Linked DNA regions of Mus musculus: all the other regions are linked to region 1. A link is a loop called in an ENCODE intact Hi-C map of the cell type or tissue named here. Cell type or tissue: heart. All regions are shown on one strand.

What was found. Peaks named below come from ENCODE experiments on the same cell type or tissue, not always from the same donor. Only the 100,000 strongest peaks of a DNase experiment are listed, where the experiment ranks them.
Region 2: a loop joins it to region 1, with 19 times the contacts of the local background. A loop is called at or near these places in 13 of 42 quality-filtered maps.
Region 3: a loop joins it to region 1, with 2.9 times the contacts of the local background. A loop is called at or near these places in 4 of 42 quality-filtered maps.

Annotation. Positions count from the first base shown.
Region 1 is chr5:121,615,232-121,623,231 of GRCm38, reverse strand. It overlaps Acad12 (acyl-Coenzyme A dehydrogenase family, member 12), which reads left to right and starts at 4,294. Exons shown (of 11, transcript NM_178799.3): 1 at 4,294-4,461. Acad10 (acyl-Coenzyme A dehydrogenase family, member 10) reads left to right here. Exons shown (of 21, transcript NM_028037.4): 19 at 410-553; 20 at 1,165-1,242; 21 at 1,853-2,203. The coding sequence ends at 2,023. In heart, a CTCF peak has its summit at 4,109; DNase peaks (open chromatin) are centred at 1,911 and 4,171; H3K4me3 peaks cover 1,989 bases; H3K27ac peaks cover 1,769 bases.
Region 2 is chr5:121,673,223-121,681,222 of GRCm38, reverse strand. Brap (BRCA1 associated protein) reads right to left here. Exons shown (of 12, transcript NM_028227.3): 6 at 5,845-5,993; 7 at 2,384-2,459; 8 at 1,874-2,012; 9 at 1,297-1,406. Among named protein-coding and RNA genes, the nearest start is that of Brap, 17 kb to the right of the region's middle. In heart, no CTCF peak of the experiment used is centred here; no DNase peak of the experiment used is centred here.
Region 3 is chr5:121,845,273-121,853,272 of GRCm38, reverse strand. It overlaps Pheta1 (PH domain containing endocytic trafficking adaptor 1), which reads right to left and starts at 4,276. Exons shown (of 4, transcript NM_175474.4): 1 at 4,149-4,276; 2 at 2,727-2,803; 3 at 1,994-2,105; 4 at 1-722. The coding sequence starts at 696. In heart, CTCF peaks have their summits at 3,028 (motif pointing right) and 5,101; DNase peaks (open chromatin) are centred at 3,272, 4,332, 5,062, 7,702 and 4 weaker places; H3K4me3 peaks cover 3,048 bases; H3K27ac peaks cover 3,843 bases; H3K27me3 peaks cover 227 bases.

The DNA.
Region 1 (8,000 bases):
GCTCTTGGGTTGGTGGAAGGTAGCGATCTTCACATTCCAGACGGATTTCCCTCAGTCATAAGGTTTGTTGTCATGACAGAAGTGGGCAATAAATGGTTCCTGAGGTCCTGTGAGTGATAGCCCAAGATTCAAGGCTCTGGGCCTGTACTATTCCCAGCTCTCCAGAATCACTGTAGCTGTAATCAGCCATCAGCCTCTGCAGGACATTCTCTATTGGTGTGTCATCTGTAGTGAGCACTGCATTGCCTACCTCAGACCCTCAACCCCAGTTAGCTGTCTGTCAGACAGGCGGTTCTCACATCTGCTCTCTCTTGTCCTGTGTGCCTGGCTCCTCTGCAGTCATCCACTCTGAGCCTCCCGGGGCCTCTCTAGGCCTCCCTTCTCAGCCTTGTCCCTCTGGTGTCTGTAGGTGATGTCCCGCACGGCCTTCGGGAAGCCCCTTGTGGAGCAGGGCACCATCCTGGCAGACATTGCCCGGTCACGTGTGGAGATCGAGCAGGCCCGGCTGCTGGTGCTGAAAGCTGCTCACCTCATGGATGTGGCCGGAAATAAGGTGGGAGGCTTCAGAGATGACAGGGGTCACCCTGAGGTGACACTGGAATCTACCTGTCTCTCCTTGTTTGGCAAACTGTGGGAAGGCTCAGCTCTTGGACAATGATGACTGCTACTGTTCTGTTTGAACTCTAGAGGGTCAGTCATCTATTGCAAACCAGAAAAGGCCCCAGGAGAGAGGTGAACTTCCACCATGTGGTCAGCCCTGGACCATGCTGGTGCATGGAGGTAGATGAAGGAGGAGAGCTAGGAGAAAGGACCCCCGCAGACCTGGTCCAAATACAGCATTAGCCTACACAGGAGCCTGTTCCCATAGCAACATTACCCATTTCCTATGGTGGGTGGCCATGATGCATGTGGATTGCTGTGTTATCCGGCCTCCTATGCAGGGGTCCTAGACCCAGGCAAGAGCTGCCTTACCAGGTAGTGGAGCCAGGTATTCTGTCCCGGGTTCTTTGATGCCCTTGTTGCTGGCGGCCTGAGGATGCCCAGGTCTAGCTTTGGTCCACTGTTGCCCACAGCACTGTATCCAGCAGCCACCCTGACAGTTTGGCTTTCTGTTGTCCTCCTAGCTCCTCATCCTGTTTTTCTTTCCTCTGCCTTCTCCTGCAGACTGCAGCTTTAGACATTGCAATGATTAAAATGGTCGTCCCTTCCATGGCCTATCACGTAATTGACCGCGCTATTCAGGTGAGCAGCCCTGGACTGGCCTCCTCCTGTGCCTGCTACCTTCCTCTCCAAACTGATTTGTTTATTTGTTTTGGGGGGTTTCGTTTGTTTTCTTCGAGACAGGGTTTCTATGTGTAGCCCTGGCTGTCCTAGAATTCATTCTGTAGAGCAGGCCAGCCTCAAACTCAGCTTCTGCCTCCCAAGTGCTGGGATTAAAGGCATGTACCACTACTGCCTGGATCTCCAAACTGATCTTGGTACCCCACCCCACCCCACCTTACCCTACCCCCACCCACCCAGGACAGTGTGTTCCTTGTTCAGTGCATTCTTCTTGCATTAGGGGGCCTCAGGCCTAAGGGAGGCCTGTTCCTGTTCACACCCAGTGCCGACTCTGTGGGGTACACATCCTGACACTTGGTCCCACACAGAACTTTCTCAGTAGTGGAAGCAAACCATGGAGAATGGGCTTGGTGAGCAGGGCATCCAAAGGATGACAATATGGCCCTATGTGAAGTCTGGGACACATAGTGACACAGAGGACCTCAGTCAAGACAGCAGTCGCCAGCTGTTTTGAGCAGCCTGCCACTTTTAGAACTCAGACTTTCTTGTTTTTCCACTCTTGTGTCTCCAGGCCTTTGGAGCAGCGGGCCTCAGCAGTGACTACCCCCTGGCTCAGTTCTTTGGCTGGGCCCGAGCCCTGCGCTTCGCTGATGGCCCTGATGAAGTACACCAGCTGACAGTGGCTAAGATGGAACTGAAGAATCAGTCCAGGATGCAGGAACCAGCAGTGCCCAGAGTGTAGATGCTGAGTTTGGCATGGTCTGCTATGTGTGGTCCTCACATCCTATCCAGCAACTCAGTCTGGGACAGTTACTGTGACCTGAACCTCCTAGGGTCTTTTCAAGAAGATATTCTCTGGGGTCTCTTCAGAGACCTGCCTGCCTCTGCTTTCCACGTGCTGGAATTAAATACATTTGCAACTATATCCTGTTCTGAGCTAGATTTTTTCTTTTCTTTTTCTTTTTTTTCTTTTTTTTTTTTTTTTTTTTTTTTGGTTTTTTCGAGACTGGGTTTCTCTGTGTAGCCCTGGCAGGCAGCCCTGGAACTCACTTTGTAGACCAGGCTGGCCTCAAACTCAGAAATCCTCCTGCCTCTGCCTCCCGAGTGCTGGAATTAAAGGCATGCGCCACCATGCCCGGCCTGAGCCAGATTTTCTAAACAGGCTTATAGTCATGAGTATGTGTGTGCCTACCAAGGCCAGAAGAAGGTGTTAGATCCTCTGGAGCTGGGGTTCTAAGTGCCTGTGAATAGCCCAATGTGGGTCCTCGAACCTACCCTGGGTCTTCTGCAAGAGCAGCCAGTGCACTTAACTGCTGAGCTGCTCTTCTCTCCAGACACACACATGAAACGCTGCCCCTCAGAGCAGTTGACCTTCATCTCCTGAATCTCCTGCCTCCACCTCCCAAGTGTTAGCATTACAGATGTGACAGCATGCCCACTGGGGTAACCCTTTCCACGACAATTGAGGTGAACTAATATTCACTGGTCATTAACACATTTTGTTGGATGGGTCAACGTGTCAGGAAGTGGGATACAGTTGTAAGTGACTGAAGTGCCACCAAGTGAGGAAGTTCAAGGTGTATCAAGCACCCATTCCATCTTTGCTCGGTCATGAAGAGCAAGGAGAACGCAGGAGTAGGCAGAGGCAAGAAGGAAGCACCAGTCTACCTGCCTCTCCTTAGTCCTGAAGAAGCTGGCAGGTGCAGAGGGGCATGTGTGTAGGGGGCACTCAGGGGAGACGTGAAGGACGCCAGAAGCTCAAGGCTAGCTTTGCTTGCATGAGTGCCAGATCAGCTGGATTTATGTGGTGAGGGCTTGCTTTCCATCTTAGAGTCGTGATTTATAGTATCTGTCCACATGTGTGTGCTTGAGTATATTCTATACAACATGTGAAACAATACTTGTAGAAGCCAGAAGAGACCTTCAGATTCCTGGTTGTGAAGTAACACCCAGCTGTTCAGCCTGGGTGCTGGGAACCAAACCAGTGACTGCAAGTGCAGGAAATGCTCTACCTGCTGAGCACCTCCCTGGTCCCCTAGTTTGCTTTAGAAACGGGTCTCATGTAGACTAGGCTAGCCTCAAGCTTTCTATATAGTCAAGGATGACCTTGAATTTCGGGTCCTCAAGCCTCCAACTCCCTAAAACTAGGATGCACCATGTCTGGTTCAGGCAGTGCTAGGAATTCCACCCAGGGTATCCTTTTTGGGGCTAGCCTCGCTTCTATGCTAGGCAAGAATTCACCAACAGAACTACATCTCTGACCTGAGACCTTGCTTCCATTAAAACAACAGACAGACAGGGACTGAGAGTTTAGGGGTAGAACTGTACTTAGCAAGGAGAGAGGGAGAAAGAGACAGAAGAAAGGAGAGGAAAGGGAAGAGGACAGGAGGAGACAGAAAGAAACTAAAAGTAGAGCTAGAAATGGCTGCTGTCGTAGGCAGAGCAGCTGCCCAGGTGGACAGCGGCTTCCCGGCACCGATGCCTGTGCAGTAGCTGTGGCAGACACTGGACATGTACCTGAGTCTAGAAGAAATAAGTAAAACCACACTCTTGTGGCACACAGTGAGGACATGCTGACACTGCAAACCATCCAAGAAGACATCAAGTGTTCAGAGTGACTGAAGCTCCATCCAAAATCCAGTTGGGATAAAGGCTTGGACGACCGCCACACTTGGACGTGACCTCCTGTCTTTTCTGGCGTGAGATCAAGCTGTACCCCTGGCTGCCTTTAAACTCCCAATCTTCCGATCTTTAGCTCAAAGTACAGAATGATCGGTGTGGCCAGTCACCTGCTCGGAGTGGGCCCCGGTGGCCGGACGAGCCCACCGGTGGCAGCGCCGCCACCGCCTCAGCAGCGGCAGCCCCAAGTGGCCGAGTCACAACCTCCGCTTCCGTCTGTCGGCCGCCGTCTCTGACCCGCGGGGTCGCGCACGCGCACCCGCCGGCGGGAAGAGGCGTGGCCCAAGTCGCGCATGCGCTTTCGTCAGTCGCTTCTGCCCCCCCCCCCCCCCCTTGGCTGACCGTCTGGACAGTGTCCGAGGAGCGTGCGCAGTGCGCGCTGAGTCTTCTGGTTTGTTTTGCATCTGACTCCTCCATTTGTCCTCCCTAGTTTTCCCGCAGGGTTCACCGTGAATCAGAGGGTTCCTGGGTCTTCGACCTCAGGGTTGTAACTTTCTGCAGGTATGACGATGGGCTGGCTAGGAGCGCAGTGGCTTCACAGATAATCCACTGAGAGCCGAGCACTGCGGGGCTGCGTGGGATGATGATTTTGCGGACACAGAAAACAGCCCCAGAGCCGGGTGTGGTGGCGCACGCCTTTAATCCCAGCACTTGGGAGGCAGAGGCAGAGGCAGGCGAATTTCTGAGTTCGAGGCCAGCTGGTCTACAGAGTGAGTTCCAGGACAGCCAGGGCTATACAGAGAAACCCTGTCTCGAAAAAACTTAAAAAAAAAAAAAAAAAGAACAAGAAAAAAGAAAAGAAAACAGCCCCAGACAGGACAAGCTTTGGCACTCGTGCGATCCTGAGCTCTTAATGCATAACTGCACGGTTGAGAAATGAAACGATGTATAGAGACAGGGATACACTGGAAAGCCTAGAGGTCATGGTTAAAATTGGTTTTGTTGTTGATTCTGTTTGGTTTTATTTTGTTTGTTTTTATTGGTTTCTTCTCCCAGTCAGAGTTTCTCCAAGTACGCCTAACTGTCCTGGAACTCACTCTGTAGACCAGGCTGTCCTCGAACTCATAGATCTGCCTGCCTCTGCTTCCGGAGTTCTATACAGTCCTGCCCCACCACCTTCTGGCCATTGTTTAATTGTTTTGAGACAACGTCTGGTATAGCCCAAGATACTGAGAACCCTATATATTGGAGAAAAAATAAGCTGTGTTCTCTATGTATTGGAATCGGATGTCCTTGAACTTCTGACCCTCCTGCCTTTTCCACCTCGCCAGTGCCAGGGTTACAGACTTCTGCTGAAGGCTTTGTGCTTCACAAGATAGCAGGATAGAACTAACTCAAGATTGTCCTCTGTGCAGGTGCTATAGTGAGCACACACACTGAGGAATGCACTTCAGTGGTAGAATGCTTGGGTTATAGCTCTGAGTTCAGTGTCTAGTATAAACACACAAACACACATGACATAATCGACATAATGTCCAGTACACACACACACACACACGAGAGAGAGAGAGAGAGAGAGAGAGAGAGAGAGAGAAAGAAAGAGAGAGAGAAAAGCCAGGTAAGATTAGTGCGTATTTGGAGAAAAAAACATGACACGACAGGGCAGATAATATTGTGTACATGCTATAATGTAAGAGGTCCAGGAGAGGCCATGTATACAAATTGTACCTTTAACAGGAACATACAATATATAGAGGTGTTCACACTATTTCCTATGTAATATGTCTCATACCCTTTTAATGCTAGGGTTTCCCAACTTCTGTTCACATTTCACGTCCTGATACCACTTCTGGGTGCGTGTATGTGTGCCCATGAACCATAGACCACAGTAGTACTCTCAACTCATGATGACCACCAAAAAATTTGCATGGATCTAGCCAAATCACACCTCCCTCATGGAGAATAATGGGAATATATGAAAATGCACCATGCATCCACAGAGTGTAGATCATCTGACTGTGTCAGACACTAGTTTATGGTGCTGAGGTTGACCTAGAGTCTCCAACATGCTAAGCACAAGCCATTCTGCTGAGGCACACCCCCAAGTCAAGTGTTAGATAACCCTAAGTAGTGTGACACACACTAACTTGATAGCTCTACATTCTGTATCTTAGGCAATGGTAACCTGCCCCCACCTTTGCAATAGGTACTGTAATTGTCCCCGTTTTACAGAGGAAGAAGCTGAGGCTCAGAGAGGCTAACATATCTAGGACCTCACTGTCAGTGGATAGCAGAATCAGATTTGGAAACCAGTCAAACACAAGATCCCTTATGTCTTTACAACACCATGTCTGTAATATAAAACTATACACCATGTGGTCATTTATGAAATATGATCGAGGCAGGAAGCCTACATTAGTCTAACCTCATTCTGATTGACAAGGAGAAAACAAAGATGCTCTGTGGTATAGAAGATGCCAGTCCCAGGAAACTAGCATTGCTAACCAGAAGTGGACAAGGAGTCATCCTGGATCACAGCCACTCAAACATGTCCCTAGCTCTTCCCTCCCTGCACCCTCTCTCCCTTTCCTTGCTGGCTAGCCTGGGCTAGCTTGGACATTCAAGGCTGCCCTGCTTCTGCCTCTGCCTCTGCCTCTCATGTGCTAGGGATACAGCCATGCATCCTCAGGACTCCATGCTATTTTCTGATCTATCCAGTTTCTCATCCTTCAGGTCATTTAGCCTGAGGTGCTGTTCTGACTCTAGCACCGAGCCCCAAGAGATGGCTGTCTAAAAGACAACACAATCCTTGTCTTGTGGGGCTTACCATAGAAGCAGTTAGGAGAACAGTTCGTGTTTGTAGAGGTTAAATACTCCACTACAGTTATGAAAAAGGGCCATTGGGGGTGGGAGCCCACCACAAAACTGCCACAGTCAGCAATGGGGAAAAGAAATAAAATCTACAGAGAAGAGGGCAAGGCTGAGGTGTAACAGTGAGTAGAAATTCACCAGCCAGGTGAAGCAGGGGAACAGCTCTGGTCTGGTGGCACAGCAGGTGCCAAGGCCTGGAGAGAAGGGGGACAGACAGAGTGCTTGCCTAGTGTGCACAAAGGCCAGATTCCCCAGGGATACACAACACAGAAGTGGCAGCATAAGCCTGTAACCTCTGCCTCCGCATCAGGGTGTTGTCTTTCATAGACTTTGGCCTCGGCATGGAAAGACGAAAATTGAGAGAGGCTCATGAGTCTGGAGTTTGGGGTTTGTTTTGTTTTGTTTTGTTTTAAGTACAAAATGCGGCCAAATTTTGATGAATCGGTACATCTTGAGATTTTCATGGTTTACTATTTGATCTTTTGTTAGCTGGGCACAGCGGTCCATATGTCCCTCCCATGCCAGCTATGTAAGGAGACTAAGGCAGGAGGATTGCCTGGACCCAAGCACCTGAGACAGCTTGGGCTACAGAGCAAGATTTTTTTTCTCAAGAATAAAAGAGAAAAAAGACACGAAAGGTTCCTTTTTTTTTTTTTTTTTTTTTTTTTGGAGCTGCTTGGCCCCTCTTCTCTTTAAGCTCTCACCTTTCTTTCTTTCTTTCTTTCTTTCTTTCTTTCTTTCTTTCTTCCTTTCTTTTTTTTTATCTAAGTACACTGTAGCTGTCTTCAGATTTACCTGAAGAGGGCATCAGATCTCATTACAGATGGTTGCGAGCCACCATGTGGTTGTTGGAATTTGAACTCAGGACCTTTGGAAGAGCAGTCAGTGCTCTTAACCACTGAGCCATCTCTCCAGCCCCGAAAGGCTTCTTTTTTTAGATCTTGGTTTTGTTTGCTAGTCAGTTTCTGTGTCTATTCAGAGTTTGTTTATGTGTCTGAGATAGGGTCTCATGTAGCCCAGGCTGCCCCGGAGACACTGAGATCCCCTGACTCTGTCTCCCTGGTGCTGAGGTTATAGGTGTGGCCCTGAAAGCCCCAATAAAAGCCTACTTTCTCATAGTTGAATAAGAGGGCCTCCAGATTTAGGAATTCAGGCCTCTTGGTGTTCTAGTGATGGGGTCCAGAAACAATTTACCTCTCAGGGCTCTGGACCCAGTCAGTGGATCGATC
Region 2 (8,000 bases), 58 kb before region 1:
CACAACAAGAAGGGGCTATGGGTGTGAAGACTTGTGGGCAAGGTCAGGTGTGTTGGGGTATCCACATGTTTTTAATCCTAGCATGTGGGAAGCGTGCATACCTCCTGAGTTCAATACCAGTGAGCTCCTGAACAATCCTTAGTCAGAATTCATATGGAAGAGATACTTATTCTAAAGAATGTCAAGGGTTTGTCTTTTCTGTCAGTATAGTAATTTATTAAGAGTACAAGCTATACTGAAGGCCACTTTCTGAATCTACTAGAGCTATAGCATCTACAAATGAGGAGCTGGAGAGATGGCTCAGTGGGAAAACACACAGGCTGCTCTTCTAGAGAACTCAGGTTCCGTCCCCAGCACACAGATGTGGCTCACAACTGTCTTTAACTCCAGTTCCAGGGGATCTGAGGCCCACTTCCTGGCTTCCTCAGGTGCCAAGCATGTACATGGTGCAGACACACATGCAGGCAAACTCATACACATTACATGAAAAAATAAATAAATCTCAAAGAGTTTACAAATGAACTAATTTCCAAAGTCCACTCCTGAAAACCAGGAGTTTTGGGTTTGTTTTCCTGGCTAAACTTTTCTTTTTAAATTTACATAAAACAGGACTCATTCTGAAACTTCCTCCTCATTAACAGAATTTTGTGTGGGCATGCTAGCTCGCTCCTATTGTCCCATCACCAGGGAAGTGGAGGCAGGAGGATCATGAGTTTGAGATCAATCTGGAACTACTTGATAAACCAAAATCCACAAATGACGACAAAGCATCACCAAGCAAACAAGTGGCAGCACAGGACTGCCCTGCACACATGGCTTCTCAGAAGGAAAATCCCAGTGTGCTAAGCGTGTTGGTCCTTCACATGTATAAAATCAAAATGCCTTTAAGTAACTGAACCCCAATTCACAAAGCACGTACAATAAACACACAGCTATACATGAATGACCAGGGAAGAAGGTGCTGCTGGGGTCCACTCTGACTCAGTCTGTTCCATTTCCAGCTTCTGTGTAGCCTCCTACAGCAACATGATGCCTTTGGCTTTATTGCTGCTGTGGAAGATGACCTGAACTGCCTTAACTACGGAACCTGAACCTAAGACAACCAGGAACATCACAGTGAAAGAGTAGTAAGGCTTAGGGAAGCTTAGACTTTCAAAAAAGAAGCATTTCAGAAATTCTTCCCAGCAATGACACGGGGCAGATGACAACATGAAAGGGTCAAAGCATCTTTCTCCAGAAAATGGAAACACGCACGCAGCAATAGTGGTTGACAAGTGACAGCCAAGAGCATCTCACCTCTAACTGTAAGGCATCTATCTTCTCTTCCTGGCAGGTGTCGCCCTCACACTCGTACTGAACGATCTTTCCATCCGTCTTGCTTGCAACCAGTCGATGGACATAATTATCTAAAGAGAGGAGAAGTCAGCCAGAGGCAGTTTCTTAGGAATGAAAAGTTTATTGTGCTTTTCCCAAACAGGGTTTCTCTGTGTAACCAGGCTGTCCTGGAACTTGCTCTGTAGACAAAGATGGCCTGGAACTCATAGAGATCCATCCTCCTGCCTCTGCCTCCTGAATATTGGGATTAAAGGCTTGAGCCACCACCGCCCAGCCAGTTCTCCATGCTTTTAACTATGACACATTTTGGTCGTTTTTAGAAATATAAATGTACTGATGTATGATTTTTTTTTTAAACTGGTGAATCATTTGCCCATCAGCGAGTGAGAGAGGGCAAGAACAAACATCTAAACTGTCTCTATAATTCTTGATTCGGGTCATCCCGAGGCAGAGGCATGGCACCCTCTGAGTTTGCCACACCACCTGTGAGAGGTTTCTACAGGAAAGAGTCTAAATCAGGAAACAGCTGTGCACGTACCTCCAGCATAGTCCCAGACTCGATGGTTGGTGAGCTGCATGGCGTATGTGTGCTGGGTCTCCTCAAAGTGCTTGTAAGCATGCCGACTCACGTACCGCCCACAGCCTATGTGGCCGCATATTAAACAAATCCAGAGGTTCTGCAAGGGGGAAGACCTCAACTGGAGACTGGGGAGGGAGGCACATGACCTGGCCCATATGACTTGGAAAGAACACTTGGGGACTTCTTCCACAGACTTCCGAATAATACAGTTCTAAGACCCAACCTTCCAGGTCAACCTTCCAACATTATTGGTCAACCATTTCCCTTTTCTGGCTTTTTCAAAGTCCTAAGTACAGATTCACAAGTGACTGATTGGTGGGCATCTCAGTCTTTTAAAAGAATAAATAGTAAACAAAAGCATGAACAATCTGTGTACTCACACACCCAACTACAGACAAAAAAGAATTTGTCTCACAAAGAATCTAAACTGCACTGGGCAGAAAAGAATCCCACATCCCAGTTACTTACTTCCTGGACACCACACTCAAAACATTTGTTTTCTTCCACTGGCTCTGGCGTTTGACAGTATCGGCACACAGGACACCTATCCAGGACATGAAGATGAAGATGGAATTATACAGGGGTTGAAAGCTGGACTCTGAACCTCCCTTCTTTATGCTTTCTCTTTGGCTTTATTTTCTCTCAAATTTATTTACATGATGGAGGCAGGATCTCCTAATCCTAGCTGCTCTGAATTCACTATGTCAAGCTCACTGAGAACCAGGTGCTAAGACTCAAGATGTGAACTACCACACACAGCCAATAATTTTTATTGCTTTTTTTGAGACAAGGTTTCACTATATAACCTTGACTGACCTAGAACTTGCTATGTAGACTAGGCTGGCCTACAATTCAGAGATCTGCCTGCCTCTGCATACCTGTTCTAAGCCAAATTTTTTTTTTTGTTTGGCTTTTCAAGACAGAGTTTCTCTGTGTAGCCCTGGCTGTCCTGGAACTCACTCTGTAGACCAGGCTGGTCTCAAATTCAGAAATCCTCCTGCCTCTGCCTCCCAAGTGCTGGGATTAAAGGCGTGCGCCGCCACCACCACTGCCTGGCTCTGAGCCAATTTTTAAAAAAAGGCTTATAGTCATGTGGATGTGTGTGCCTACCAAGGCCAGAAGAAGGTGTTAGATCCTCTGGAGCTGGAGTTCTAAGTGCCTGTGAATAGCCCAATGTGGGTCCTGGGAACCTACCCTGGGTTTTCTGCAAGAGCAGCTAGTGCTGCTCTTCTCGTCAGACACACACATGAAACGCTGCCTCTCAGAGCAGATGACCTTCATCTCCTGATCTTCCTGCCTCCACCTCCCCCAAGTGTTAGCATTACAGGTGTGACAACATGCCCACTGGGGTAACCCTTTCCACGACAATCGAGGTGAACTAATATTCACTGGTCATTAACACATTTTGTTGGATGGGTCAACGTGTCAGGAAGTGGGATACAGTTGTAAGTGACCGAAGTGCCACCAAGTGAGGAAGTTCAAGGTGTATCAAGCACCCATTCCATCTTTGCTTGGTCATGAAGAGCAAGGAGAAGGCAGGAGTAGGCAGAGGCAAGAAGGAAGCTCCAATGCCTCTGCCTCTCCTTAGTCCTGAAGAAGCTGGCAGGTGCAGAGGGGCATGTGTGTAGGGGGCACTCAGGGGAGACGTGAAGGACGCCAGAAGCTCAAGGCTAGCTTTGCTTGCATGAGTGCCAGATCAGCTGGATTTACGTGGTGAGGGCTTGCTTTCCATCTTAGAGTCGTGATTTATAATACCTGTCCACATGTGTGTGCTTGAGTATATTCTATACAACATGTGATACAGTACCTGTAGAAACCAGAAGAGACCTTCAGATTCCTGGTTGTGAAGTAACACCCAGCTGTGAGCTGTTCAGTCTGGGTGCTGGGAACCAAACCGGTGACTCTGCAAGAGCAGGAAATGCTCTACCTGCTGAGCACCTCCCTGGTCCCCTAGTTTGCTTTAGAAACGGGTCTCATGTAGACTAGGCTAGCCTCAAGCTTTCTATGTACCCAAGCATGACCTTGAATTTTGGGTCCTCTAGTCCCCAATTCCCTAGAACTGGGATGCACCATGTCTGTTTTAGGCAGTGTTGGGAATTCCACCCAGGGTATCATTGTTAGGGGCTAGCCTCGCTTCTATGCTAGGCAAGAATTCATCAACAGAACTCCATCTCTAGACCTGAGACCTTGCTTCCATTAAAACAACAGACAGACAGGGACTGAGAGTTTAGGGGTAGAACTGTACTTAGCAAGGAGAGAGGGAGAGAGAGAGGGAGAGAGACAGAGGAACGACTATAGGGAGGAGGATGGGGAGTGAGGGAGGAAGAGAGGAAAGGAGAGGGAAGAGGAGAGGAGATGCAGAAGGAAACTGGGAAGTAGAGCTAGAAATGGCTGCTGGAGGAGGCAGAGCAGCTGCACAGAATACTCCAAACCAAGATGTGTAGCACAATGACACATACCGACACTCCACACCATCTATGAGGACATCATGGGAACCAAATGACTGAAGTTCCTTCCAAAATCCAGTTGGGTTTAAAAGCTTGGATGGCCACCACACTTGGACATGACCTCTGCTTTTTGTGGAGTGGAATCACTCTGTAGCCCAGGCTGCCTTTAAACTCCTAACCTTCTTGTAGTGGCTATTCCTGGTTGTCAACTTGACTATATTTGGAATGAACTACAATCCGGAATTGGAAGGCTCACCAGTGACCCTTATCTGGAGGCTTGGAGATCCTTATCTGGATCTTGGTTTGGAGATCTTGAGCCATAGTGGCTATGGATTCCAGAAGATTGAATCTCCGAGTTTAAGGAACACACCTTTAATCTGGGCTACACCTTCTGCTGGAGACAATATAAGGACATTGGAAGAAGGGGGTCTAGCTCTTGCTCTTGCTCCTTCGCCTGCTTGCGTGAGACTGAGTAACTGCTAGATCCTTGGACTTCCATTCACAGCTGCGACTGAACCATTGTTGGGAATTGGGCTGCCGACTGTAAGTCATCAATAAATTCCTTTACTATCTAGAGACTATCCATAAGTTCTGTGACTCTAGAGAACCCTGACTAATACACTTCTGATCTTTAGCTCAAAGTATAGAATTATAGGTGTGGCCACTCACCTGGCTTTTGAATCAAGCTATTTAGTCTGTGAGTTATCTTTCCAACTCTTAAATTTAACAGTTTCTTCTATTTTTACTTACTTTTTTTGTTTGTTTGTTTTGTTTTTTGAGACAGGATTTCTCTGTGTAGCCCTGGCTGTTCTTGAACTCAGAAATCTACCTGCCTCTGCCTCCCAAGTGCTGGGATTAAAGGCATGCGCCACTACTGCCTGGCTATTTTTACTCACTTTTTGGTTTTTCAGGACAAGATTTCTCTGCGGAACCCTGGCTGCCTTGGGCTCTACTTATTCTGTACACAAAGCTGGCCTCAAACTCAAACATGCGCGCGCATGTGCACACACACATGTATGCAGGTGCCTACAGAGGCCATAAAAGGGTTTTTAAAAGGTCTTGGTATTTGAAGTCCACTTTTGGATGGCAGAGATAGAACAGTGGTTAAGAACCCTTACTGCCTTTGCAGAAAGAGGAACCAGGTTCCATTCCCAGCACCCACACAGCAGCTCACAGATACCCACTAACTCCAGTTCCAGGGAATGTGATGCCCTCTGGCATCCTGGGGCACCTGCATGCATGTGCTGCACATAAACTCATACACACACACATACACAGATACACAAATAAGAAAAATTATACAAATGGCAATTTCCACAAGACCTGAGAGAAGGGGAGAAGAGACACTGAGGTCTCTTCACTTCTGAGATCCCAGCTTTGCAGAGCCAAGGACTAGCAGTGTTTGTTGATGGGTATTTCGGATTCCAAGAAGAGGTCATAAAGGGCCCACGAGGTGGGGGTGGGGGCAGCCCCTGCACTCACGTGGTGTCATCCCACCGCTGCAGACACTGACTATGGAAGCTGTGGTTGCAGAGGGTGGTGAGGATGCCATTCACAGACTCGTCCATCCGCTCCAGACACACAGTGCACTTGGGCAGCTCCGTCAGGTCCATCACGGGGAGGCTGGCGCCCTACAGGAAACATCTGGTTAAGGCCCACACGTCACCCTCTGCCATCTTCTTCAAACAAGACACATGTTGGCTTTTCTTGTTCACTTTTGGAGACAGAGTTCCCCTGTAGGCCAGGCTCACCTGGAACTCTTAGCAAACCTGAATCAGCTTTGCAAGGACTCAGAGAGCAAGCTGCATCTGCTGCCTTTCTTTACTTTATAAAGAGATTTAACGAATTTTTCATTTTTAAAATTTTTTTAAAGATTTATTTTATGTATGTGAGTACACTGTCACTGTCTTCAGACACACCAGAAGAGGTATCAGACTCCATTACAGATGGTTGTGAGTCACCTTGTGGTGATTTAAACTCAGGACCTCTAGAAGAGCAGTCAGGGGGCCATTTCTCCACCTCCAATTTTTTTATTTTTTATTTTTTTTTTATTTTTTTGGGGGGTGGGGGTTCGAGGCAGGGTTTTTCTGTGTAGCCCTGGCTGTCCTGGAACTCATTCTGTAGACCAGGCTGGCCTCGAACTCAGAAATCCACCTGCCTCCGCCTCTGCCTCCCAAGTGTTGGGATTAAAGGTGTGTGCCACCACACCCAGCTTTAAATTTTTCTATATATTGGTGTTTTGCCAGCATGAATGTCTGGGTACTAAACATATGTATAGTGCTCATGAGGGCCAGAAGAGGGCAACAGATCCTCTGGAATTGAAGTTAACAAGATGGTGGTGAGCTGTCTTGTGGGTGTTGGGAACTGAACTCAAATCTTCCATAAGAGCAACCAGAGCTCTTAACTGTTATCTATCTCTCCAGCTCCCAATCCCCACCTGCCCTCATTCCCCCTTTTAAATCTTGCTTTTTTGTTTCTCTTGGATGTGCAGCTTAACTCAGGTATGCCTCAACTTGTGCAGTAGTTGAAGGCCTTGATGTTCTAAAATTCTTCCCACTACCTTTTTAATTTTAAAATCTGTATTTGTATATGTCTGTGTCTGAGTGTGTGTGTCTAAATGTGTGTGTGTGTGTGTGTGTGTGTGTGTGTGTGTGTGTGCACACGTGCATAGTCCAGATGCATGCATGAGCCAGTAAGTATCAGAAGATGACACTGGATCCTCTGGAACTTGAGTCACAGGGCAATGTGAGCTGCCATATAGGGAGCTGAAAACCTGAACCTGTGTCCCCCACAAGAGCAGGAAGCAGCTTAAGTGCTAAGCCATCTCTTCAGCCTCTGGACTCTACCTCCTGAATGCTCAAATTCCAGGCCTACATCACTACGGCCAGCTTCTGGGTCTAGTTTAGGGTCTATTTTAAATTTTTTTTAATTACATTTTTATGGGCTGGGGAGTGGTGGCACATGCCTTTAATCCCAGCACCCAGGAGGCAGAAGCAGGCTGATCTCTGTGAGTTCGAGACTAGCCTGGTCTACAGAGGGAGTTCCGGGACAGCCAGGGATACACAGAGAAACCCTGTCTTGAAAAAAAAAAAAAACAAAATAGTTAATTAAAAAATAAGTTACATTATATTTAGAATATATGTGTGCACGTGTGTGTGTGTGTACATGTATTACACACATGTGGAAGCCCAAGAACAACGTTCACAAGTTAGTTCTCTCCTTTACCCACATGGGTTCCCTGCACTGAACTCAGTTCACAGGCTCTGTGGCAGGAAATACCTTTATCTGCTGAGTGTGAAACCCTGACAGTTCTGGAACTCTATTTGTAGAGGAGATATTGGACTCAAACTCAGAGATCTGCCTTCCTCTGCCTCAAATACTAGGATTAAAATCGTGAGAAAGCCTGGCTATTAAGATCTCCTTGAAAAGGAAGAGAATCTTACAGCATCATGGAGGCTCTCTGGCCTCCAGAGCCAAGTCTGCTATTTACTATAAATGGCCTAGTGAGCCAGTAGTACAGGCCAGGCTCCGAGGGAGCTGCCCTGCTGCAGATGAGAGCCAGAACATGTAGTCAGCAAGACTGAACCTTAGCACTCAGGAGACAGAGACAGGAGGATCTCTATGAGTTCGAGGCCATC
Region 3 (8,000 bases), 230 kb before region 1:
CTGAGTCTCAGCAGAACCAGGATGCCAGGGGACCTCTAAGCTGGCTAGGCCAGCCTGGCCTCCGCGCCACTGGTCCCTAAGGGCCTGCACCTCTAGTCCATATCGCGCATGCAGCTGGGCGAAGGATGCCAAGGGCCCGTTGGCCGCTGAGGCCCTGCGGCGGGGTGGCAGTGGCGGCGGCCGCTGAGGGGCTACCGAGGGCTGCTCGGGCAGCGTGCTCCACACTACCCAGCCGTTCTCCTTGGGTCTCTGGGTCAAAACCGGGCTCGGGTTGGCGGGTAAGGCGTTGGCGGGGCTTCCCTCGCGCATGGCAGCCAGTTGCTGTTCCAGCTCCCGCACCACCAAGCGCAGATAGTGGAAGCTGGCCCGGGACAGTGCCTTCACCCAGCCCTCCAGGGCTGCCTGGCTGTCAGCGGCCAGCACGTACGGCCGGGATCGGCCCCCGGCAAAGCGCACTGCGAAGGCGAACTCCTCCCGGGCATCCACCAGCTCCACCGTGCAGCCCTCCAGCAGGATGACGCCCAGCGGCTCGCGGCTGCCTTCTGCCTCGAAGTAAAAGAGGATATTGCCCCGGAGCACGAACCAGCGCCGGTGCGAGCCGGTCCCACGGCCACCACGCTTGTACAGGAAGCCGGCGTTGTCCACCGGGGCATCGCAGGTTGCGTAGAAGGCCAAGCTGCGCTCGTTGAGCTTCATGGTCACGAGGAGCTGCAACCTGTCCCCTGCGCGGGAGCAGATGTTACTACTAGGATCATCCAGGACTCCCAGGCCACCAGCAGCCTCCTCCCACCACACCCACCCCAAGGCCCCTCAGTGAGCACAGTGAGACAGGACTCAAACCAGGATCTCGCACGGCCATCTGGAGGGCTCCTGCTGCCCTTGACCAGGGAAGGTAGCATTAAGTGTCAGCTCACCAGACATTTTGCATAGGTTAGCTCTATCTAGCAATGACCTTGGGTGGTGTGTGCTGGTTTTATGTTTGCATCTGTGTGTCAGTGTCAGATGGGGAAACAAAGGCACAACCTTTGTCAGCCACCAAGCAAAGGTCACAAAACAAGCTGACTAGAGCCTTTGCTCGTGCCTGGAGATCCCAGGTCTGTGACTCAGCCTTGGTTTGTAGGTCAGGTTGGTGAGAGAGGGAGCTGTAGGGAAGAGCATGAGGGCGCGAGGTGGGGTGGGTGAGGTGAGGGGGAACAACATGGACAGAGGGACAACAGGATAGGGACACCACAGCAAACACAAAGTTAAATCCTCCGGCTGTGGAGAGGGTGACCAGAGGAGGGCAGGAGTGGAGGAAACCCCAGAGTACCGGAGCAACTGTTGGAAAATAACCTAGATAAAATGCAGGCTCAGCCCAGACTGTCAGGGCGGAAGGGACAGGGCGCCCTAACATAGACCTCCCGAAAAGTACACACTGGGGCAGCAGCGGGCAGTAGGGCCTGTCGGGGAGTGGCACGTGGGTTACCAGTGTGGCCACTTGGAGGAGGCAGGCCCTGCACCCGTAGGGTCCCCGTCACAGCCTTGCTTCGTGCAGATGGCTGGCATACTTTTGAAGAGCCTGGAATGTCTGTAGCAGGCACCCCACTAACACCCAGCCCCTCTGCCTGTGCCGTGCTTTACCCTTGGTCTGCAGGGATGAGGTCAGGGTGGTGGCTCTGTAGGGCCAGGCTGCGCCACCTGACCTGGGTGGAGAGAGAAACTGCTGCCAGACAAATACTTAATTTTTGCCACCTCATGCCACCCACGTTACAGTTGGGGACAGCTTCCTGCCAGATCAGAGGCCAAGACTTGTTTGGCCCAGAGCATTGGGGCTGGGGCCTCGGGGTCCTGAAGGCTCAGGTGAGTTTAATCCCTGCTTTGCCTCTGGCTGCTGTGTAGCTTTTTATGCCAGCTGCACCTCTCTGTGCCTCTGTTTTTCTCTGCACAAGGGACTCACACACCCCTCCCAAATCAATTGCACGAGACTGACAGGCCTACTTCTCCCAGAACCTACCACAGGCTGCCCACCCAGTTCTGCTCAATCACTTTGAAGGTCAGCTCACAGTCTCCAGGCTGGGTCACTTCAGGGGCACACAGTCAGTCTCTCTGGACCTCTAGCTCTTCATCTATAATGTAAGAGCAAAATTATCCACGTCAAGGTTATGACAATGAGACAGAACACAGGGAACCAGGGCCTCTGGCCATGGCAGCAGGTGACGGTGTACTCGGCTTCCTTCTAGTCCATCCTGCTTCAGCAAGTGGCCCCTGCTGTCTCTCTCACCCCCACATCTAATCACTGAGGCCAGGTGATCCTCCCACCCCTGGCTGTCTTCTAACACATAGCTTGTTTAGCTCCCATTTCAAGATCCCCACCTAAGTTTGCTGGAGGCACCGCAGGCACCCTCCCCAGCTGCCTCCACCTTTGCCCCTTCCTATCTGGCCGCCTCAAGGTAAGATCACCTCCCTAGGGCCCTCCCCTGGGACCACAGCGGGACTCTTCCCTCCTGTGACTTGTACCTGATGCTTAGCCCAGCCCAAACCCCCAATCTCAGCTCCTTCCCCAACCTCTGCCCGCCTTTGTCAGCCTTTGTCAGCCTTTGTCAGCGGGCCTCAGCCACCTGGCTACCTTGCTCAAAGGCAACAAACATTTTCTTCCCTGAGGTGCCTTTCCCTACCACAAGGCGGGCTTTGCCGTTGCCTAGGAGGAAGCATCCTCTGACCGAAACAGACCACCAGCTGGGGATTACCTGCGTCAGTCCAGAGAGGGGGTGTGGGGGCTTCTGTCTGGCTTTGAGTGTCCAGTGTGTAGCCTGTGCTGGGGAGCCTACACGGCAAAGCAAACCTTTGTCAACGTGAGGACTGTGACAAGGGGTCATGCCTAATCGCACACTTATAGATGTGGGAAAAAATGACCTGGCCAAAGAACAGAGCTCCACACAAACAGCCCCATGGGGCAGAAACCTTGGGGTCCTTCTTCCCCACCAAGACTGACAATATTACCTGGTGCCCATCAGCCATCCTCCCCCAACTGCCCAGATGGGGGCACCCTGGCCAAGGTCACCAGCAGACAGAAGGCCCAGCCAGGTCCCTAGCCCTTGCCTGCTCTGGCTCGGCAAACAAGCAGGCTCTAGCTTCCCCTTGGAGGGAGGGAGTGCTCCCTGCTATTCAACCGTCTCTGCTCTGTTCAGGTTCAAAGTCTGCTGAGGGCTCCGAGCTACAAGCAACAGGGTCTAAGCACGATGCTTTAGGGACCAAATTCTTGTCTGGGCTGGCCCAGGCCGGAAGCCCAGTTACCAACACTTCCCAGACCTCAGTTTGCCTCAATGGGCTTCATGGAGGCACCGATGAGCTAAACTAAGGACAGCCTGTGACAAACTATAGGGGGAAAGTATTCTAAAGCAGGCGAAGGCACCCAATGTGGCGCTCACACCTGTCATTCCAGCACTTGGAAGGCAGACAAAAAACGCCACACATGCCAGGTATAGTGGTGCACACCTTTGATCCCAGCCCTCGCGATGCAAAGATAGGTGGATCTATCTGTGAGGCTAGCCTGTTCTGCATTATTGAGTTCCAGGCCAGCCAAGGGTACACATTAAGCTTCTGTCTCATTTAACAACAAAACCGGCCGGGCGCGGTGGCGCACGCCTTTAATCCCAGCACTGGGGAGGCAGAGGCAGGCGGATTTCTGAGTCCGAGGCCAGCCTGGTCTACAAAGTGAGTCAGGGCTACACAGAGAAACCCTGTGTCGAAAAACCAAAACAAAAAACAAAAAAACAACAACAAACCCCACCAAAAACAAAACAAAATAAAACAGTTTAGCGGATAAAGACGCTGGCTGTCAAGCTTTCTGACCCGAGTTTGATCCCCAGAAACCAAGTAGAAGAAGGAAAGCCCGGACTCCCCCCAAGTTGTCTTCTGACCTCCACACACGCACACGTAAACAAAAGTAAATACATAAAAAATTAAGACAAGTGATGAGTCCTCCATTCGTGGGGTCACAGCTGGCCCCGCGGCTAGGACTCGAGGGAAACGGAGGCAGGGCATCACCACCGCGGAACCTCAAGCCCCCGTGGTGCGCCGGCCGGGCCGCGATGGAGGCCGCGGGCGGGTCCCGGGCGACAGCCGCGCGGCTGCCGACCCCGTCGCGGTCCCGTCCCGCCCGGCTTTACCTGGCTCTGGGACCGGCGCGACGGTCTGTCCTGCCCATGGCCCGGAACAGCTCGGGGGCCGGCGACGACAGGGCCCTTTGTCTCCCGGAGGCCGAGTGGCGGCGACCCGCGGGCGCCCCTTTAACCCTGAGCGGCCCGCCCAGGAGGGGGAACGCCTCCGAGCCACACGCGCCTGCCCATTGGTCAGCCCTGCAAGGTCCCGCCCCCGAATTTACCACGCCCCCACACGCGCGCCTGAAAAATCCCTCTTAAAGGGACCGTGCCAGGGTCGGGAGTTCCCAGAATTCGGTCCCGGAGCAACCTGGCGAGACGGCTCAACGGCGCTTGTCGCCAAGCCTGGGGAAATATAACGTGAAAGATGCCAGGGAACCGCCTCCCACCAGTTGCTCAAGGTACACACAGGATATCTAGTGAGTCCGAGACCATCCTGGCCTCGAAAACAAAAAATAAATAAATAAATAAAGAAAGAAAGAAAGAAAGAAAGAAAAGAAAAAAGAAAACGTTCAACCCACAGCGTTTCCAGAGAAAATCAACACAAGTCTGTTTTAAAACGCAGAGGATACCGAGCCATCCAAACACTTGCCTAAATTAAGAGAGAGTTCTAGAAGTGAGCAGAGGTAGAGGCCCACCGACCCACTGCACCCCTGCGTGACCTCCCAGGAGTCGCTGGGATTCTATGCAAAATATAAAGACAAGCGTGGTGTTTACAGGGTGTGGCTCAACTACAGGCGCTCCCAGTAAGTAGGAATGGCCGGGGTTTCCCCTCTCCCCAAAAATCACACAGACCCACCTCCCAGAATCCTTCACTTCCTTTTCTTCCTGCCTCCTCCTCACTTCCTTCTACTTTCCTGTCCGGGGTCCTCCTAGCCGGAGGACAAGAGCGAAACAGGACAGACCAGGATCCCAGGCTTCATTCCACCGAGTCTCACTAGCGCCTACAGTGGTGCAGACTGATCCAGAGAGAAACAGCTCGGAGTCAATCAAAAAACAGTTCTAACAGGGCTTGGTGAGAGGCAGAGAATAGGCGACAGCCGCCGGGAGTGCGGGGCTGAGACAAACCAACGCTCAGGAATGGCCACTGAGGGGCAGCGACCTAGCCCACTGGAGACCTGCAGGAAGGGTGTCCCGGATGGAGGAAACCGCAAGTCCAAAGGCACAGAGAAGCGCAGAGAGCAAGTGGAGGAAGAAGTTACGTGTTGGAAGGCTTTTAGGAAGCCTTATTGCATAGGACCCTGTGAACTTTGGGAAATCTTTGTTTTCAGGTGTGCTTGGGAGCACGTGTAATTTCAGGCCTTGGTAGGGAGTGGTAAGAGGACATCTGGAAAGCTATATATATATATATATATATATATATATACACATATATACATATACACGCAATATTTTATATTATATATTATATACATATATAGCTATATAGCAAGATTGTGCCTCAATATAATAAAATATTTATTACTTATAATTAATAAGTATTAAATAAATCATTAATTTATTAGATAAACTAATTAATTTACTAGATAAATTAATTAGTACACTAGGTTGGTCTTGAACTCACAGAGAGCCTCTTGTCTGCCTCCCAATTTGGGGGATTTATTTCCCGCACTATGATGCCTTGCCTGTGGAGGGTTTTGAGGAGAGATGCGATCTCTAGAGGGCTGTAGGACAAGAGGGAAGGCCAGGAGGCCAAGCGGAAGCCTACTGTAGTGGTCTGAGCAAGTCTTGATGACAGTGTACTGGCTGGTTTTGTGTATCAACTTGACACAGCTGGAGTTATCACAGAGAAAGGAGCTTCAATTGAGGAAATGCCTCCATGAGATCCAACTGTAAGGCATTTTCTCAATTAGTGATCAAGGGGAAAAGGCCCCTTGTGGGTGGTGCCAGCTCTGGGCTGGCAGTCTTGGGTTCTATAAGAAAGCAGGCTGAGCAAGCCAGGGGAAGCCAGCCAGTAAGTAACATCCCTTCATGGCCTCTGTATCAGCTCCTGCTTTCTGACCTGCTTGAGTTCCAGTCCTGACTTCCTTGGTGATGAACAGCAGTATGGAAGTGTAAGCCGAATAAACCCTTTCCTCCCCAACTTGCTTCTTGGTCATGATGTTTGTGCAGGAATAGAAACCCTGACTAAGACAGACAGCTTGGAGGAGAGAGTAGGGGAGTAGTATGGAGCTGGCAAACTTGGTGCCTGTTTTTAAGATCTATGCCCTCTGTGTAGCCCTGGCTGTTCTGCCTCAACTTTATGAACCAGACTGGCCTCCAACTCACAGAGACTTGCTTGCCTCTGCCTCCAGAGTGCTGGGATTAAAGGTGTGCGTACCACTACTCAGCTATTTTTTTGTTTTGTTTTGTTTTGAGTTTTTCGAGACAGGGTTTCTCTGTGTAGCTCTGGCTGACCTGGAACTCACTCTGTAGACCAGGCTGGCCTCGAGCTCAGAAATCCACCTGCCTCTGTCTCCCAAATGCTGGGATTAAGGGCGTGTGCCACCACCGCCGGCTTATTTTTGTTTTTTTAATCGAAGTGAAATTCACTTGAAAAATCAATTTCAGAGCAACCGACTTGACTGTGTTTGATGCGCTCCCAATGTTACCAAGCAACTACCTTTGTCTGGTTGTGGGCAGGTTCGTTTGTTTGTTAAGGTGGGACCTCGGTATATCACTCAGACTGGAATTGGATTCGCTATGCTCCTGCCCGTATCCCAAGTGCTAGAATCCCAAGTCAAGCATGACCTTGCCCAGCTAGGAAACATTATTATTATCTTGGAAGAAGATCCCAGGGCTGGGGCTGGCTAGCTCAGTGGTACAGTACCTGTCTAGCGTGTGTGAGGTCCCAGCTTCAATTCCCAGCACCGCACCGTCAAAAACGGGAGACTCAGTCCCCACACCCCAGGCTAGATAACCTCAGACAGCTTTGCATCTCTGTGGATTCCACAATCAAGCGCACCGAATCCACGTTGCCCGTTCCTGCCAGAGTTCCCTCTCCAGGGCTCAAGGCTAGGTCTTGCTGCAGTTGGCATTCTATCCTTCTCCTGTCTGAGTAAGGTTCCATCCTTGACCCAGAATGCATCTTCCTTCTCTGCCCCTCCACCTTCGTGTAACCAATACCTCTGGGGCTGGGGACTGAAGATGGGAGGAAGGGACCATGACTTAGAAAGTCCAGAAAATAGAATTAGGGAACCAGCGCTGGGCTGTTCCAGAGGATATGGTTTTGACTCCAAGCCGCATCTGTAATCCAGCACTTCCTCATCAGCTGCCCATCCGGGTCCTCTCCCTCTCCTCCTTGCACCCCCTGGGCCCTGGGCTCTGTTCACCACAGAGAACAGAGCAGCCTCAGCCTCCAAACAAATCCTGCCGTTCTCTGGGTTGAAGGCATTGCAGTGGCTCCTCACCTCCTCAGCACCAGACTGCCTGCTCTCGGGCAGCCACAAAGCCTTCCTTTTACTGGCTCTGACCACCCCTCCGGCCTCCTCCCAAACAGCTTCCTCTGTCTTCCCCATCCTCCAACACCTGCCCTCCCTTTGTTCCCGAATGCTCTGTGCCCCAGACCTCTTCCTGTATGCTGTTCCAGAAGACTTCCCACAGCCTCCAATATTTGGCTGCCCATTCTGATCCCTTCACGGGGCCACTTCCTCTTCCAGGAGGCAGATGACCACCCAGCCCTTCTTCTTAATGAGTTCACTTCCTTCCTTCCTTCCTTCCTTCCTTCCTTCCTTCCTTCCTTCCTTCCTCCCTCCCTCCCTCCCTCCCTCCCTCCCCCCCCCTCCTTCCCTCCTTCCTTCCTGTCCCGGGAGCATTTAGAATGCATCCTACTGTCCCAGGTACTCAGAAAATAAGTTTCTAGAAAAAGGGGGATGGGCCGGG